Linked DNA regions of Homo sapiens: region 1 is linked to region 2. The links are chromatin contacts, found by Hi-C or POLR2A ChIA-PET in ENCODE. All regions are on one chromosome and are shown on one strand. The core of a region is the stretch at or near the end of the contact, and the rest is flanking DNA. Distances in the headings are between cores, read along the strand shown. Region 1 overlaps UBAC2 (UBA domain containing 2). Region 2 has its middle 49 kb from the start of UBAC2-AS1.

The links. A loop is a pair of places that touch in the nucleus more often than their neighbours do. ChIA-PET counts read pairs that join two places held with the same protein, here RNA polymerase II (POLR2A). Pooled maps may share reads with other maps.
Region 1: a pooled map shows a loop between it and region 2 (1.9-fold over the local background). The contact joins two enhancer-like sites. A Hi-C loop is called at or near these places in 1 of 168 maps with a recorded cell type or tissue (transverse colon), 2 of 37 single-sample maps with no recorded cell type and 5 of 50 pooled maps. POLR2A ChIA-PET finds 5 or more read pairs at or near these places in 6 of 52 experiments (A549, B cell, MCF 10A and 3 more).

The regions. Positions count from the first base shown.
Region 1 is chr13:99,213,714-99,219,904 of GRCh38, forward strand. All of the region lies in intron 1 of UBAC2 (UBA domain containing 2), which reads left to right. It also overlaps the pseudogene H2AZP3. Among named protein-coding and RNA genes, the nearest start is that of UBAC2, 16 kb to the left of the region's middle. Within about 2 kb of position 1,863, at least 9 of the 41 ENCODE cell types and tissues checked have a DNase peak (open chromatin) inside an H3K27ac peak, as active enhancers do.
Region 2 is chr13:99,148,180-99,154,580 of GRCh38, forward strand. No RefSeq gene overlaps it. Among named protein-coding and RNA genes, the nearest start is that of UBAC2-AS1, 49 kb to the right of the region's middle. RefSeq lists silencers at 3,422-3,471, 3,482-3,551, an enhancer at 3,858-4,027 and a cis regulatory region at 3,943. Within about 2 kb of position 3,497, at least 4 of the 41 ENCODE cell types and tissues checked have a DNase peak (open chromatin) inside an H3K27ac peak, as active enhancers do.

The sequences.
Region 1 (6,191 bases), core at 613-3,112, 64 kb after region 2:
AGAAACACTTAGAACATCTTTGTAACTAAGTTATTGATTGCATCTTTAACCCCATTTTAAAGAAATAATCATAAATGTTGAATTATAGAATCAAAAGATAAGAATATTTTATTTTATTTTATTGTAGACAGAGTCTTGCTTTGTCGCTCAGGCTGGAGTATAGTGGCGTGATCTCAGCTCACTGCAAGCTCTGCCTCCCAGGTTCAAGCGATTCTCCTGTCTCAGCCTTCTAGTAGCTGGGATTACAGGTGTGCACCACCACACCTGGCTAATTTTTGTATTTTTAATAGAGATGGGGTTTCACCATGTTGGCCAGGCTGGTCTCGAACTCCCAACCTCAAGTGATCTGCCTGCCTCATCCTCCCAAAGTGCTGGGATTACAGGCGTGAGCCACCGCACCTGGCCTGATTGTGTATTTATTGTAGAGCCAGGGTTAGAACTTAGGTCAGAAAACCTGTCCTGCTGTTTCTTCAATCTTGTATCATTTTTTGCCTTGGCATCTTTGGTTTGTTTTTTTTTTTTTTTTTCCTGGAATCCCTCCTGGAGTAAATTTTTTTCGTGTAAGGACACGAGTGGTGAACTTCTGGATCTTGCTTGGCCGTTCTTGTGCAGTCCTGAATGACTGGATTCCTAAGTACCTAGTGTGGGTTTCCTCTTTGTTTGTGGGTACAGCCTTTTCCCGCAAGAGGCTCAAACTTGAAATGGCAGGGCTGACTCTAGGTTCTCTTCTAGTATGCAAGGAATATGAATAGGCTGGTTTGCATATAGGTTGCAGAGGTGGGGAGTAGGTGGTGGTGGGGGAAGCAGGACTGTGAGAACCCCCTGCAGTCGTCAAAGGGTGGCTCATTGCTTTCTGTGGCTTTTACTCCTGAGTGAAGCTGCCTTTCTTATTACCCTCCTTGTCCGTTCCCCGTCACCTGTGCTGTGATCTGGTTTGGAAGTTTGAAGTTACCCCAAGCTCTCTTCTACTTTTTTGCAGACCTCCAACCCCCTCATTGTTCTCCTTAAGCAGATTGTCCCCCACCCCACCCTTTTTGGAGAGTTTCTAGGATTTTATTTTGGGGGAATAAATAAATTTCTTTCCAACTGGGATGGTGGTGAAAAGGCTGTTTGTAGACTGTGGGTGGGGAAGGGTTTGAGGCCCCACTGCTGTCATGCTTGTTCGGTGGCATTTGCACCACTGGAGATGATTTTAGACAGGGTGTCAGCCCAGCAGTAAACATCATTGAAATAGAAGTCAGGTCATGACTCCCTTTTCAGTTCTTTTCTTTTTGTTTTTTTTTTTTCTTGGGGGATATGACCTTTATTGAGCTTATCCACCACAGTGGAAATAATGTCTGTACAAAGCCAAATGTTTGTTACTATAACTTCTGCATTACAATTAAAATCCAAACAGTTTTTTAAAAACAGTCAGCTCAATCAAAGCCCAGTACTTCAGAATCAATAGCTTCCTTGAAGCCACAGTATCACTTAAATATGGTTAAGACTCAAATGCAGAAATTTGGTTGGAAAGCTAATTAAACTTCCAACTTGCCCAAATAGAATTACAAAAAGACAAAATTGTGTTTTTCACAGAAATATAGTCCACTGGCATCACCAACACTGGACAGCTGTTCTTTTATTTAGAGTCCTGAGATAACAAGGAATCCAGGCATACATTAGACAGTCTTCTGTTGTCCTTTCTTCCCAATCAGAGATTTGTGGATGTGTGGAATGACACCACCACCAGCAATTGTAGCCTTGATGAGAATCCAATTCTTCATCTGCACGAATAGCAAGTTGCAAGTGACGAGGGGTAATATACACTTTACCTTTAAGTCTTTTGATGCATTTCCTGCCAGTTCAAGTCCCTCTGCGGTGAGGTACTCCAGGATGGCTGCGCTGTACACAGCGGCAGTTGCACCCACATGTCTGTGACCCGTCGTCCTAGATTTCAGGTGTTGATGAATACAGCCCTCTGGGAACTGCAAGCCGGCTCTCTGCGAGCGGGAAACCGCCTTTGTCTTGGCCTTTCCGGAGTCCTTCCCAGCCTTACCGTCAGCCATTTCGAGTTCTGCTGAAGCTCAAGCAAGGCAGAGAAAGGGCTAATCAGACCCGTGGTGAGATCCCACCATCTACTCCTTCATCGCACCGTGATTCAAACTGCCCTTTTCAGTTCTTACTATTCCTGATCGGATCAAAGAGAAAATCTTGATGTGGTGCTAGTCTGAAAGACCTCTCTAATAAAGGCTATTTTCCTATTGTAACAAAAAGAGCAGGAAGTAATATTAGTCTTTAATAACTTTGTTTTGTTATAGGTTGGTGCAAAAGTAATTGCGGTTTTTGCCATTAAAGGTAAAATGGCAATTACTTTTGTACCAACCTATATTTGTGTGTGTGTGTGTGTGTGTGTGTGTGTGTATTTTTGAGACACAGTCTCACTCTGACGCCTCAGCTGGAGTGCAGTGGTGCAATCTCGGCTCACTGCAACCTCTGCCTCCCTGGTTCAAGGGGTTCTCATTCCTCAGCCTCCGAAGTAGTAGCTAGGATTATAGATGCCCGCCACCACACCTGGCTAATTTTTGTATTTTTAGTAGAAACAGGTTTTCACCATGTTGGCCAGGCTGGTCTCAAACTCCTGAACTCAGGTGATCCGCTCACCTTGGCCTCCCAAAGTGCTGGGATTACAGGTGTGAGCCACCGTGCCCGGCCCAGTGTGTTTATTTTTATAGTTACCACCTATTAATGAGAAAGCAACACTTGTTTTCCATTTACCGTAGTGATATCAAATTTCGTTTAAAATATTTATGTAAATCATAGGTGATTTAAAGAAAAATATTAATAACAGGATCAGGGCAGGCAGAAACTGGTGCTGTAGTGGTAATGCCTGCAGTTTGAGAAATGCCCTCAATTCTCCCGAAGATTGTTCATATTCCTCCCCAGGTCTTGGTATTTGTTGATTCTTTCTCTGGACTCAGTTGAAAGGACACATTTCGCTGGTGTTTTGAGGGTTCTTTTATTTTGAAACAACTTTGGAAGGGCGGGAACGTGGACAGGTGTCCTGGGTCTGCTGTCTTAGACTGGAATTTTACCTGGTGGTCTTCTTGGTTTTGTCGTTTTTGTTGGACTCTTTTCTTTTTTCTTTTTTTTTTTTTGAGACGAAGTCTTGCCCTTGTCCCCCAGGCTGGAGTGCAGTGGTGCGATCTTGGCTCACTGCAAACTCTGCCTCTTGGGTTCAAGTGATTCTCCTGCCTCAGCCTCCCGAGTAGCTGGGATTACAGGCGCCTGCCACCATGACCGGCTAATTTTTGTATTTTTAGTAGAAACGGGGTTTCACCATGTTGGCCAGGCTGGTCTCGAACACCTGACCTTGGGTGATCTGCCTGCCTCGGCCTCCCAAAGTGCTGGGATCACAGGCGTGAGCCACGGCGCCTGGCCTCTTTCCTCGTTTTCGAATTAATTTTAGTGTTTGGGGTTTTAGTGGGGCTTGTTCCCCACTTCAGCTAGGCCGTTGCTCAGCGTCAGTGGCTGGAGATGTTGGCAGAGTCAGTCCCTCCATCCATTAGGTGCTGAAGGGCCACTCAGAAGCCCAAACTTGCAAGGGTTTTTCTGCTCGGATCTCTTACGCTTTTCTCCCAGGGAGAGGTCCCGTGGCTCATCAGAGCTTTAAAAACCAGACTTGGGTTTCTCCACCATGCAGGCGTGTGTTCTGCCTGCCCTCTTTCTCCAACCCAGACCCACGTAGGCTATGCTGAAACTCTGTGGAGGCAGACCCTCTTGTGTGGCCTGGGGACGTTCCAGCACCATCTTTGTAGCTCGGGCAGCCTTACTTGTCACCCTGTTTGGTTGAGTCCGACTTCTTGGGTCCTTGAACACAGGGAGGCACCCCGGCTTGGGGCCAGCTGTTACCCGCGCTCGCCCTGGCATGCAGCCCTCTGGTGTCTCAGCTGCGCTGATGGGTGCCCACCCCGCGGTGCTTCTCCAGGCCCCAGGCGTTTCCTTTGGTCTCTGTGGAGGTTGTGGGGGGCAGGTTGGAGAGGAGAGTTACTTGCCAGCACTTTAAAATTGGCTTATTTCAGACCTAAATTCAAGGTGTCTGTGATGTCCTGAGGCGGATGATCTGGCAGCCTCAGGGCCGAGTTGTTAGGTGGGTGGCAGCGTCCACCGAGCTCGTGCCCACCTTCTTGCCATCGACTCCCCCATTTCACTGCCTGCCTGGCCTCTGTAGGCACTTGAATTTACAACACGTTTTCTTGCCACTAACCACGCATTTCCCCACTTGAAAAGTATTATTTCTTCTCTCTTACAGTTTATCACATGGTCCAGAACTTTCTGTAAGCGTCCTGATTTACTTTATTTAGAGTTATTCCAACTGTTAACTGATTTATCCCATATTTGTGTGTTACAGTCATAATTTTTTAAACTTATTTTGGCTTTTAAAATTATTATTTCATTATAATTACATTTCTTGTCTAATTAGTACTTTTAGTAATTACTGCTTTTTACATTTAATCATAGTGTTAATGTTTGTATAAAATCTCCCTAAGAAGTATAAACCCAACTGGTGGCCACCACAGTGGTGGGACCAAAATGAACATTTAGGTGCCCAGTGCCTTTGCTGACTTGCAGATTTGAAACACTTTTCTCTGGCATGCAGGCCTCTGTGTTTGGTGCTGTTTCAGGACTAGGATTTTAAATTTTACAGCTCACTCTTTCCTCCCCTCTAATTCACACTGTTTAAGTATTTTAGATGTGGAGCACATTTTTTGTATCTAGAGGGTAAGTCCTTCTCTTTCCTGACCTTTTTTTTTTTTTCCCTGGAAACTTCTTAGCACTTTCTCCTGCTTATTTTCCTGATAAACTGTATAACTCTTGCTTCGATAACAAGTGTTTATTGGCTGCTGTCCTGAGCCAGGCACTCTGCCCGGTTGTCTGGGGACCTGTATGAGGAGCGGTCAGTGTGGCAGGTGTCCAGTGTCATTGAATTCTCCTCAATGCATTAGGGACAGGAGCTGATTGATGGATGGCTTCCAGTGTTTTACTTCTAAACACTGTAGGGAAACAGCTGTAACAAAAATAAACCTGGAACCTTTTGATCCCTGGACAGTCTTTGTTGAGACGATCACCAGGAGGCACTCATTCCTCCTTAACGTGGTCACCGAATCTAAGTTTCATTAAGTTTTCTTTTAGGAAGTCCAGAGACTTGAGGAATAAATCATAGTGGAAGTGCAAGGTGTCTCTTGCAAGGCATGGGTTTACTGTGCTTTTGTGGATTTCTGCCCTTAGTTTTGGTTTAGCTCCTTTCTGATGAAAAACTTTATGAGAAAGTTACTTTATGAGACACCAAGTCACCCCATTCTTGTGAGAACCCTGAGAAGTTTACCAAATAGTTAAGTAGTCAGACATAGGAAAACCAATGTTGTGGTAGGATATGGCGGCTCCTCCTCTCAAGGGTGTGAACCATACAGGGCTTTTTGATGTGTGTATTTTTACATGCGTGACTTGTGGAGGCAGGCAGAGTTTCTGGGTTGCTCCCCTACCTGTCTGTCTTCAGCTAGAATGCTTCTGTAACAGCCCACAGGACTAAGCTTTGCAAGGCCTGTGGTTAGTGTCTCCAGTACCCAAAAGATACATATTTTTATTCAGTTAAAATTGGCCATTTTAACCATTTAAAAATGTTCACTTATTGACTTCCAGTACATTTACATTGTTGTGCAATTAACAGCAACCACAATTTAATTGCAGAACATTTTATCACGCCAGAAAGAAACGGAGTGCCCATTAAGCCAGGCTTGTCCACCCTGCAGCCCATGGGCCATATGCGACCCAAGACAGCTTTGAATGCAGCCCAACACAAATTTGTAAACTTTCTTAAAACATTCTGAGATTTTTTTCAATTTTTTTAAGCTTATCAACTATTGTTAGTGTTAGTGTACTTTATGTGTGGCCCAAGATAATTCTTCTTTTCCAGTGTGGCCCAGGGAAACCAAAAGATTAGACATCCCTGTATTAAGCCGTCATGCCCTATTACCTTCTCCCAACTGTCCCTGACAAACACTAATCTGCTTTCAGTCTGTATGGATTTTTAAATTCTGGACATTTCATATAAGTGGAGTCATATAGTACATAACTTTATATGACTGGCTTTTTTTCACTTAGCATAATGTTTTTGAGGTTCATCTATGTTGTAGCATGTATCAGGATCCATTCCT
Region 2 (6,401 bases), core at 2,247-4,746:
CAGCCTCCTGAGTAGCTAAGACTATAGACGTGTACCACCATGACTGGCTAATTTTGAATTTTTTTTAAGAGACAAGGTCTCACTATGTTACCCAGGTTGGCTTCAAACTCTTGGGCTCAAGTGATCCTCTTGCCTCAGCCTCCCAAGGTACTGAAATTACAGGCATCAGCCACTGTGCCTGGGCTAGTACTGTTATTTTGAAGCACTTTGCACAGTGTTTATTCAGAATAAACACCCACCAAATGTTAGCTATTATTTTGTCTGCAGTATTGGTATATATGTATTTGTTTAGTAAGAGATGGAGTCTCGCTCTGTCGCCCAGGCTGGAGTGCAGTGACGTGATATTGGCTCACTGCAACCTCCACCTCCCGGGTTCACGCAGTTCTCTTGCTTCAGTCTCCCGGGTAGCTGGGATTACAGGTGCCCACCACCACACCCGGCTAATTTTGGTATTTTTAGTAGAGACAGGGTTTCTCCATGTTGGCTAGACTTGAAGTATTAGTTTATACACAATAATTCTGAAAAGGAAAAGATGTAATAGAAGTGGAATTTTTACAATCTAAGTAAAACCTCACATTTTCTAGAAAAGTATTACTAATATTTTCCTTTAAAATGACTGCATATAATCAGTTCCTTTCTTTTCTTTTCTTTTTTGAGATGGAGTCCCACTCTCTGGCCCAGGCTGGAGTGCAGTGGTGTGATCTTGGCTCACTGCAAACTCCGCTTCCTGGGTTCAAGTGATTCTCCTGCCTCAGCCTCCTGAGTAGCTGGGATTACAGGTGCACCCCACTACACCTGACTAATTTTTGTACTTTTAATAGAGAGAAGGTTTCACCATGTTGGCCAGGCTGGTCTTGAACTCCTGACCTCAAGTGATCCACCCGCCTCAGCCTCCCATGGTGCTGGAATTACAGGCGTTCAGCCACTGCGCCTGGCCTACCAGTTCTTTTCTCTTTGTCTTAACAGTTTTGTAAAAATAGGTCATTCTTAAATATGGTACAAATTAAAACATCATAAAAGGAAATACAGGAAAAAGTAGATTTCTTCTCCTTTACTCCAAATTCTCACATCACCTTTCCAGAGACAACCACTGTTAAATTTCTTACATATCTTCCCAGAAACAATCTATGCATATGCAAGCGATAGATGTAATGTATGTGTGTACATCCCTACCCACATTTGTATACGATAGCATCTTGTATCTTCTGCATCTTGCTTTTTATAATTTAATGATACCTCTAGAAAATTTATCTTATCCATGCCAAGTAATATTGTTTCATTCTTTTCACTGTTGGATTGTCTACTCTATGGACGTACCAGAATTAACTTACCCAGCCCCTACCAATGGGCATTTGGCTGGTTTCTTTTGTTGCTGCAACGTGCATTTGCATCTTCATGTTCATGTGCAAATATATCTGTAAGACACATTCCTAAATGTAGAACTGCCAAGTCAAAGAGCATATGCCTGTTAAAATTTGGTTGGTGCTTTTTAAATTGCCCTCCAAAGAGAATGAACCAATGGTACCAGGCCCCCTCATCACCATCCAGGCATTTTTACACTTTTTGAATTTTTCCAATTTTCTAAGTGTCAACTGCATCTCATTCAACTTTGAATTTGTATTTTTGTTATTAGAGTGAGACTGAGTATCCTTTCATTTGTTTAGAAAGGCTTGGCTGGGCACAGTGGCTCACACCTATAATCCCCGCACTTTGGGAGGCCGAGGCAGGTGGATCACCTGAGGTCAGGAGTTCAAGATCAGCCTGGCCAACACGGCAAAACCCCGTCTCTACTAAAAATACAAAAATTAGCCAGGTGTGGTGGCAGGAGCCTGTAATCCCAGCCTCTCGGGAGGCTGAGGCAGGAGAATTGCTTGAACCCAGGAGGTGGAGGTTGCAGTGAGCTGAGCTTGCACCACTGCACTCCAGCCTGGGTGACAGAGCGAGACTCAGTCTCAAAAAGCAAACAAATAAACAGAAAACAATGAAATGCTTTATACTTTATTATGAACTATTCAAAATTGGCCCATTTTCTCTTTGAATATTAATTTTTCTAATCATCTTTATTAGCTTTTTTTATACTAAGGAGTCTAACCTTGAGCATGTCTGTTGTGACATTTTTCCTGTTTAATAATTGTTGTTGATTTTGCTATTGTCTTTTTTGTCTGGTAGACATTTTTAATTCTTTTTTTCTTCTTTGGTTAAATGTATTAGTAAGCCAGGAGATCATTGCAGTTCTTTAGGTGGGAGAGTGAGTTGGCTTGGGCTGGAGTGAGGCTGGTGTGTACAGAGAGAAATGGTAGGTTTGAGAATATAGGTATTGTGTTCCTGGAACCAACAAGCTTAGCTGATGTATTAAATATGGCGGTACGGAGAGGGGGGCAGATGAGGTGGGAGAAAGAGAGATTGACTCTGAGGCTTCAGGGCTGAGTAACCATGTGGACAATGATACAACTGACAGATGGGCAAGACTTTAGGAAGAGCCAGTCTCCAACCTGTTTTGGAAACCTGCTTCCACATGCCTGGTTTCATGACACCATACACGTTCGGGTCTTGTCCATTCATTGTCGACTGAGGTTCTTTCCATCAAAGTGAGATGTTGAGTCAGACTATGCATTGAGAGTGTCTGAAACCATCATTACTATGTTGCATATATTCCTAAGTAATGACTTAGAGATCAAGAGCGCTGACATAATGCCTGCCATGTTGTGGCCTCACCCTGTGTCTGCTTTTGATCTCTTCTGGGGACTTCAGCACACCATGCAATAAATGGGGACACACTGACCCACCTCTGTGTCTGGGCCTGAATTAAATAAATTTGTTTAGATTTCCCTGAGCTCACAAGTATTTGATGAATCAAGTACATTTAGCAACCTGGCCTGGCAAGCCAGTAACAAACAAAAACAGACTCGTCTGTGCATGCCCTCAGGGCCATGGTCTGTGAGCACCGTGGGGGAAGGCAGAGGAGAGGGTTGATTTTTTTAAGAGGCTTTGAAAATATAAAATTCCACATGGATGATTAATACTTCTATGCAGCATAATGGGTGTTGGCAACCAATGTGAAGAAATTCTTGTTGAAAGAGAAAAGACGATGTTATGGAATAATCTCCTCTGGGAACTAAAGCCACTTACAAGGAAATATTTGAAAGTCTATTTTAATTCCTATCTTATTCATGTCTTCCTTTGACAGTAAGTGAAGTGCATAGCACTATGGGACATGTCTAAAATCAGCTGCTAACTATTCATTTGGCTCAACTGCTGAGGCCAATGATCAATTCCTTGTGCTATATTGTATTGCCTGGAACCTAGTTGTGCTCATGTGTATTGTATTGTATTGTATTGTATTGTATTGTATTGTATTGTATTGTATTGTATTGTATTGTATTGATCTATTTGCTTATTTCTGTAGAGCTGGAGTCTTACCACTTTGCCCAAGCTTGTCTCAAACTCCTGGGCTCAAGCAATCCTCCCACCTCAGCCTCTGAAAGTTCTGAGGTTACAGGCATGAGTCACTGCACCGGGCCATGTCTATTTTATTCTTGACACATGGCCATATTTGCAGTGAGATTAAGTATGGGAGTAGCCATGTGACTCAGCAGAGTGAGGAGACCAGAGCAGCAAGACCTACCCAAGGTGGACAGAGCAAGTGGTCCCCTGCAGGTGCAGCGTTGTCTTGGTGGCTTCTAAGACTTTCTTTCCCTGGGCTGAACGGTCACATCACTGGCATTATTCTCCGGCATGACAGTGTTATATCTTGATGGCTACTGTTCAAATGCTTTCTTTTAAACTAGAAGTTAAAAAGACCTGTTAAATCACAATATCCACATAAATGGACTGGCTAGAGTTGACTCACCTTACCAAACAGGTGTATAGGACTCTAAAGGGGCCCAGGAGACATATAGAACCGCTAACTGCCAGTTCCAGGTGGGGAATTCTAGCCAGCAAAGTGGGAAGTGCACAGGGCCTCGCCAGACTCAAGGGCCCCAAGGAGAGGGCCCATGACTACTTTGTCCATCCAGATACCCTTGCCAGTTAAAGCCATATGTGGAACACACCAGTGGCCATTCTTGAAGCCTTTGTTGATGAAGGAACATGTGAACTGGCTACAGGGAGGGGAATCAGGCTCCATAAAGAGGCAGGGATGCAAGGGGCTGCTTGACATCAGCTCCCCTATCCCAAATCTTCCCTGAGACCCAGCTCAGGCACAGTGATAGCTCCTGAGAAGATGAAAACAAACAAAAAGACATATTCTGCAAACAATTTTTTGTTTAATTTTTTAAAATTTAAAACATCAGGAAAAAATCATGTGCAAGAAAAAAACTATTATAACAGTCTTAAAAAAATTTTTTTTTACTTTCAGAGATAAGATATATACACACAGCAATACACACCAATCTCAACTGAACAGCTCTATGAAAATTATTTCAAGTGACTCTGCATGCTTTCTTACTTGCTTCCTAAACTTTATAAAATTTCAAGTGAAACACTTGACTTGCTTTGTCCAAGAGAATGTGCTGGAAGTGACACTCTGGGACTTCTGAGGACAGGTCACAATATGCCTTGCAGCTTCTGCCTGGGAATCTTGGATCCCTTGCCCTTGGAATGCTCCCTCTGTGAGCCCAGATATCAGGCTGTGAAAGCTGCAAGGTGAGGTTGAGTGGGAGTGCTGTGAGGCACAGACCCAGCGGAGCTTCCAGCCAATAGCCAACTTCAATGCACATCATGAGAGTGAGCACCCATGGGTATTCAGCCCCGCCAAGTCTTCAGAGGACTGAAGCCCCAGTTGACATTTCATTGCGACTGCATGACAGACCCCAAGGGAGAACTTCCCAACTGAGCCCAGCCAACCCACAGGACTGTGGGTGGCTTGGTATATAGGAAGAGATAATGGAACTGCCTGCCATTCTGGGTGAAATCAGGGTCAGGAAAAATAAAATCAACAAACATATATTGAGCGTAAGACTCTGGAAGATACAAAGAGTATGTATATAGTTGAGATGGGGGGAAGGGACATTTATATAAGAGAGTAACAGAAGGTTCAAGGTAGCACATGACTCCTAAATACAGGTGTGCAGGGGGCAAAAAGATCAGCGAAGTCTAGAAAGTCTCTTTGGAGAGGAGAGATTTGAAATGAGAATGAAAAGCTAGGGGAGTAGACTCAGGCAGAGAGGAAGCATGAGGCATAGGTTCAGGCATGGTTTTGGAAAAGGGCCTAAGTTGAAAGATCAAAGAGATCAACTTGGCTGGAACACAGAATTTGCAAACTCATGTAGAGGATGATAAAGTTGGATGGACCTTGAATAACAAGGAAAACTGCTTTTCAAGAGAAAGGTTAGGGCAAGAGTTTTAGATTGAAGGCTGTCTGTGCTTAAGTGAGGGTAAGGCCATGGAGGAGAAGGTCTCTGAAGAAATGAGCTTCAAAATAACTTTGTAGGAAGAATATAATCATTTAAACCCATCACTTCTTTTTTATAAAATCCAGTTTCCTCAAAAGCAACTCCACACTGAATAGCAGGAAAAAGGGGGGCCATGCAAAAAGGGACCCGCTCAAAATTCTCACTATTAAAGAGGACAGTTGCAATCATGAGCAGTTCCACCCCAACAAAGGAGAAATGTGGGGATCAAAAGCAATCTAATTGGGCTGGGTGTGGTGGCTCATGCCTGTAATCCCAGCACTTTGGGAGGCCAAGACAAGTGGATCACCTGAGGTCAGCAGTTCGAGACCAGGCTGGCCAACACAGTGTAACCCTGTCTCTACTAAAAATACAAAAATTAGCAGGGTGTGGTCGCACACGCTTGTAGTCCCAGGTACTCAGGAGGCTGAGGCAAGAGAATCGCTTGAACCCAGGAGGCAGAGGTTGCAGTGAGCCGAGGTCACGCCACTGCACTCCAGCCTGGGTGACAGAGTGAGACTTGATCTCAAAAACAAAACAACACAACAACAACAACAACAACAACAAAATGCCAAAAGGAATCTAATTGAAGCTGAGGCCACTGATACCAGAGGGTAAGGACAGGGCCATTGCAGATATCTCAGTTACTCTTGAAGTCAGTTTCAGGAAGGGGCCACATCCTCTTTAGCCAAATACTCTAGGCTTAGGGTTTTGCAAAGTCATCATAGGGTAGGTGCTCTGAAAGCAGACGCTGCGATGGAATTTGGAGTGTAAGATACTTATCAGGGGCCAGGAGTGGTGGCTCACACCTGTAATACCAGCAATTTGGGAGGCTGAGGTGGGCAGATCACTTGAGATCAGGAGTTCAAGACCAGCCTGGCCAGCAGGCTTTACTAAAAATACAAAAATTAGCTCGGTGTGGTGGTGCACACGTGTAATCCCAGCTACTGTGGTGGCTTAGGCAAAAGAATTGCTTGAACTCTGGGGGCGGAGGTTGCAGTGAGCCGAGAT